Regions from separate parts of the Homo sapiens genome. Here region 1 is linked to region 2. Evidence: read pairs that join two places in POLR2A ChIA-PET (ENCODE). Cell type or tissue: B cell. All regions are shown on one strand. Links, peaks and the distances in the headings refer to the core of each region. The heading gives the core; the rest is flanking DNA.

Region 1 (2,908 bases), core at 237-2,736, 88 kb before region 2:
GGCCTCAGGTGCTTGAGACCAGTCAGGCTCTCCCTGTGAAATTAGCAAGAACTCACCCTTTGGCCAAGTAGGCTGAGCGCCCCACACCCACATCGCCTGTTTACCTCTCAATATTCTCCCAGGCCTTGGTTAGCCGCCCTTAGCCCATGTCCTGTTTCTCAGGCATGAAGAAGGCCCCTGATGTCAGCATCACAGAGCTCTCCCAGCCCTACAGGTGGCCAGCCTTCCTGGAGACCACTCCTGGTGCCATTCCTTGGGCACCAGTGACTTTGCCTCTTCTCCTCCTCCTCTTCTTCCTCGTCATGTTTTAGCATAAGAAGCTTTATTGAGCTAGAATTCACATACCATACAATTCATTTAATGTGCACAATGCAATGGTTTTTTGTTGCTGTTGTTGTTATTGTTTTCGTTTTTATTTTTGAGATGGAGTTTCACTCCTGTCACACAGGCTGAAGTGCAGTGGCGTGATCTCGGCTCATTGCAACCTCTGCCTCCCGGGTTCAAGTGATCCTTCTGTTTCAGCCTCCCGAGTAGCTGGGATTACAGGCGCCCACCACCACACCGGGCTACTTTATGTATTTTTAGTAGAGATGGGGTTTCACCATGTTGGCCAGCCTGGTCTCGAACTCTTAACCTCAGGTGATCCACCCGCATTGGCATCCCAAAGTGCTAGGATTACAGGCATGAGCCATCATGCCTGGCCTAATGGTTTTTATTTTTATTTTTAAATTTTTTGTAGAGATGGAGTCTTGCTATGTTGCCTAGGCTGGTTTCAAACTCTTGGTGTCAAGTGATCCTCCCACCTCGGCCTCCCAAAGTGCTAGGATTACAGGTGTCAGTCACCAAACCCCGCCTCAGTGGTTTTTAGTATATTCACAGTTATGCAACCATCAGCATCATAAATTTTAAGCTGTGCATGGTGGCTCATGTCTGTAATCCAAGCACTTTGGGAGGCTGAGGCTGAACTCACTTGAGCCTAGAAGTTCAAGACCAGCCTGGGCAATATAGTGAGACCCTGTCTCTATTAAAAAAAAAAAATTAAAACATTTTCATCACTCCAAAAAGAGATTTCACACCATTAGCAGTTACTCTCTACTTTTCTTCCATCTCTCAGCCTCTGGCAACCACTAATCTGCTTTCTGTCTCTATGGATTTGCCTGTTCTGGACATTTCATATAAATGGGATGATACACTATGTGGTCTTTTGGGGTTGAGTTTGCACCTTAGCATATTGCCTTTAGAAACCTGTCTGCCTCATACCATTACAGAGGAGCTGTTGTTTGTACTGACCATTTAGTCCATCACAGGTATTGATGGAGCCTCTAAGCATGGAATAGTGCTGGCCCCACAGCAGGAACGCGGCAGCCATGGGTGGCGTATTAGTTACTGGTTGCTGTTTAACAAATCACGCCAACACTTGGCAGACTGAACAGCAAGCATTTATGATCCCGTAGTTTCTGTCAATCAGGAATACAGGAGCCGCTTCGTTGGGTGGTTCCGGTCCAGGGTCTCATGAGGCTGCCATTGAGCTTTCAGTGGAGGCTGCAGGTGTCTGGGGCTGGAGGTACCTGCCACAGCGTGGTTGGCAGGCTCAGTGACTGGCTGGCTGTTGGCCAGATATCTCAGTTCCTCTTCATGTGGGCTTCTTCATAGGGTGGCTTGAGTGTCCTTATAGCATGGCCACTGGCTTACCCCAGAGCAAGAGATGAGAGCACTGGAGAGAGACAGAGAGAGAGAGAGAAGAGGGGAGGGGAGGGGAGGGGGTGTATAAGCCCAAGACTGAAGCCCCAGTGATGTTTCATAACCTAATTTTTTCATTAATTAATTAATTAATTTTAGAGATAGGGTCTCTGCTGCCCAGGCTGAGGTGCAGTGGCACAATCAGAGCTCACTGCAGCCTCCAGCTCCTGGGCTCAAGCAACCCTCCAGCCTCACCCTCTCAAGCAGCTGGGACTACAGGTATGCATCACCATGCCTGGCTGCTGCTGCTGCTTTTTTTGTTTGTTTGTTTGAGACGGAGTCTCACTCTGTCACCCAGGCTGGAGTGCAGTGGCGCAATCTCGGCTCACTGCAACCTCCCCTTCCCGGGTTAAAGCGATTCTCCTGCCTCAGCCTCCCGAGTAGCTGGGACTACAGGCGTGCGCCACTAGTTTCTGTATTTTTAGTAGAGATGGTTTCACCATGTTAGCCAGGCTGGCTTGAACTCCTGACCTCAGGCAATCTGCTCGCCTCCCCGCCTCGGGCTCCAAAAGTGCTGGGATTACAGGTGTGAGCTACCAAACCTGGCCCGGATTCTTTTATAATCTAATGTTAAAGGTGCTATCCCATCACTGTGCCATATTCTTTAGGTCACATTGACTGTGAATGTGGGTGGGGGCTACACAACGGTGAGAATCTCAGGACGGAAGTAACTGAATGTAGTTTCATATGGAGAGTGATCCAGCTTGTTCTGGAAGGGACTGCAGTCTCCCCGGGACTTAGCTTTGGAGAATGAGCCAGCTTGTTCTGGAAGGGATTTCAGTCTGCCCAGGACTTAGCTTTGGACCAGCTATGAGTTCTCTGTGATGAAATCTCAGCTTTTCCCAACTGCAGCTTCAACCTCCTGAGTTCAAGTGATCTTGTTGCCTCAGCCTCCTGAGTAGCTGGGACTACCACCACGCCTGGCTAATTTTTGTATTTTTTGTAGAAATAGGGTTTTGCCACGTTGGCCAGGCTGGTCTCCAACTCCTGAGCTCAAGCGATCTGCCTGCCTTGGCCTACCAAAGTGCTAGGATTACAGACATGAGCCACCACACCTAGCCAAGGCTGCGTTTTTATTTTTTATTTTATTATTAGTATTATTTGAGACAGAGTTTCACTCTTGTTGCCCAGGCTGGAGTGCAGTGGCGCCATCTCAGCTCACTACAAC
Region 2 (2,908 bases), core at 260-2,759:
TGCTGAAAAGAATCGGAGAAAGTAACCCACACCGGGCCCTCAGAGCAACCTCTGCCACACTGCAGGCACTCAATAAACGTTAGATGCCACCACCATCACCACCCTCCTCCTCAACATGGTGCGAAATTAAACTCAATGTCATCACCCAAATCAATCTAAGATGAAAATAAGGCTCCAGGTCTAGCCTCTGTCTTATCCAAAAAATACTTAAGAAAGTCTGTAAGAAAATGCAACACTATAACGACTTTTGTAGAAAGATGAAAAAATATTTCTCACAAAATGTTAAGTGAAAAAATATTTTTAAAAGATTCTATTAGTAGTAATAACAGCAGCGGCAAATACTGTAGGTGGTAATTACTGTACCACCCACTGTTTAAAGCTCTTCACACGTATGAATAAAGAAGCTAACATTCCCCCAAACCAATGAGGTCTGTGACATTAATGAGGTCTGTGACATCTTATCCTTTTACAAATGATGAAATGGAGGCACAGAAAGGGTAAGTAATTTGCCTAAGGCCACACAGCCAATAAGTAGCAGAGCTACGATTCACTCACTGGTCCCTCGGCTCTAGGGTCTCTGTTCCTGACCTCCCTTGCTCAGTCTCATAGGGTCCTGTTCTGTGCTGGGTGGCACCATGGGGGCGGGGTTGTCCTGGACGGCACCATGGGGGCGGGGTTCTGTGTTCGGTAGCACCATAGGGATGGGGTTCTATGTTGGGCAAGATCATGGGGGCGGGGTTCTGTGCTGGGCGGCACCATGGGGGCGGAGTTCTATGTTGGGCGGCACCATGGGGGCGGGATTCTGTGTTGGGCGGCACCATGGGGGCGGGATTCTGTGTTGGGCGGCACCGGGGGGCGGGGTTCTGTGCTGGGCGGCACCAGGGGGGCGGGGTTCTGTGTTGAGCGGCACAATGGGGGTGGGGTTCTGTGCTGGGTGGCACCATGGGGTTGGCGATCTGTGTTGGGTGGCACCATGGGGGCGGGGTTCTGTGCTGGGTGGCACCATGGGGGCGGGGTTCTGTGCTGGGTGGCACCATGGGGGCGGGGTTCTGTGTTGGGTGACACCATGGGGGCAGGGTTCTGTGTTGGGTGGTATCATGGGGGCGGGGTTCTGTTAGGTGGCACCATGGGGGTGGGGTTCTGTGCTGGGTGGCACCATGGGGGTGGGGTTGTGTTGGGTGGCATCATGGGGGCGGGGTTCTGTGTTGGGTGACACCATGGGGGCGGGGTTCTGTGTTAGGTGGCACTATGGGGGCGGGGTTCTGTGTTGGGTGGCACCACGGGGGTGGGGTTCTGTGTTGGGTGGCACCAAAGCAACAGAAGAGGGAGGGAGGGAGGAAGCAACACAGGGAGAAAGTAAAGGAGAAAGGGAAAGAGGGAGGGAGGGAGGGAGGAAAAGGGGGAAGGAGGGAAGAAGGGATGGAAGGAGTGAGGGAGGGGGGAACAGAAGGAGGGAATGAGGGAGAGAGGGAGAAAGGGGAAAAGGGAGGGAGGGAGAGGGAGGGAGAGAGGAAGGAAAGGACAGAGGGAGGAAGCGAAGGAGGGAAGGAGAGAGAGAGGAAGGAAATGAGAGGGAGAGAGGGAGGGAGGAAGGGAGGGAAGGAAGGAGGGAGGGAGGTAAGGAGGGATACGGCTGCAGGTCAGGTGCTCCCTCCCCCCCATGCAGCTGCCCACTCCTCCAGCAGAGGACCCCACGCTTCAGTCAAGGGGATCAGTTGCACTCCTGTGTGTATACTAAAGGACTGAAAACCTATGTCCACACAAAGACCTGTACAGGAATGTTCACAGCAGCATGACCCATAATAGCCAAAAAGTAGAAGCAACTCAAATGTCCATCAGTGGATGAACAGAGAAACAAAATGTGATCTACTCATAGAATGAAATAATATCCAGCAACAAAAAAAGGAATGAGGGGCTGCTAGGCACCTAACACAGGTAAACTGTGAAATCACCATGCTGGGAGACGCCCATCACAAAAAGCCGTACAGTGCATTTACATGATTATCCAGAATAGAGAAATCTGTAGTGGTAGCCAGGGCTTGGGAGTGAAGGAGACTGAGGGATGAGTGCCACTTGGTGCAAGGGTTCCTTTTTGGGGTGATGAAAATGTTCTGGAGTTAGACAGTGGTTGGCAGGTGCATGGTTTTTGGAACATTCTAAAACTCAATGAGCTGTACACTTTAAAAGGGTGATTTTTTGGCAGGGCGCGGTGGCTCACGCCTATAATCCCAGCATTTTGGGAAGCCGAGGCAGGCAGATCACGAGGTCAGGAGATTGAGACCACGGTGAAACCCCATCTCTACTAAAAATACAAAAAATTAGCCGGGCGCGGTGGCGGACTCCTGTAGTCCCAGCTAATCGGGAGGCTGAGGCAGGAGAATGGCGTGAACCCGGGAGGCAGAGCTTGCAGTGAGCCGAGATCGCGCCACTGCACCCCAGCCTGGGCGACAGAGTGAGACTCCGTCTCAAAAAAAAAAAAAAAGGGTGATTTTTGTGGCATATGAATTATCTCCAAAAAAGAAAAAAGAAAGAAAAAATATTATATGAGTAACTGTGCTTCCCCCATGAAAATATCCAAAAGGAAAATATTGACTTATCTATCCACTATGGCAAATACAACCAAGTTACCACTATAATTGGATTTAAATTGCTTTTCTATACAGTTAAAATACATATCACAACATATAATTTTTGTACATCAGTAAAAAAAACCTGAGAATCTCTAAAAAATAAACTTGTATAAGTATTATTTCATCTAGAATATCTTAAGTTTGAGAAATACACAATAAAATTAAATACAGTAAGAAAAAAATATTTCATTGATAAGACTTTTTCTTTCAAAGTTAACACTCGGCGTACATTTCATTTCCTACTTCCTTGTGAACTTCGTGCAGTTAAAGATGTAGCT

The links. Peaks named below come from ENCODE experiments on the same cell type or tissue, not always from the same donor. Only the 100,000 strongest peaks of a DNase experiment are listed, where the experiment ranks them.
Region 1: POLR2A ChIA-PET joins it to region 2 with 5 read pairs; 3 of 35 experiments call an interaction of 5 or more read pairs at or near these places.

Annotation. Positions count from the first base shown.
Region 1 is chr1:9,679,422-9,682,329 of GRCh38, forward strand. All of the region lies in intron 1 of PIK3CD (phosphatidylinositol-4,5-bisphosphate 3-kinase catalytic subunit delta), which reads left to right. The region is part of intron 1 of PIK3CD-AS2 (PIK3CD antisense RNA 2); the gene reads right to left. Among named protein-coding and RNA genes, the nearest start is that of PIK3CD-AS2, 6.7 kb to the right of the region's middle. In B cell, for the core only: no CTCF peak of the experiment used is centred there; a DNase peak (open chromatin) is centred at 1,600; H3K27ac peaks cover 2,500 bases.
Region 2 is chr1:9,767,563-9,770,470 of GRCh38, forward strand. The region is part of intron 2 of CLSTN1 (calsyntenin 1); the gene reads right to left. Among named protein-coding and RNA genes, the nearest start is that of CLSTN1, 55 kb to the right of the region's middle. RefSeq lists a silencer at 455-655. In B cell, for the core only: no CTCF peak of the experiment used is centred there; no DNase peak of the experiment used is centred there.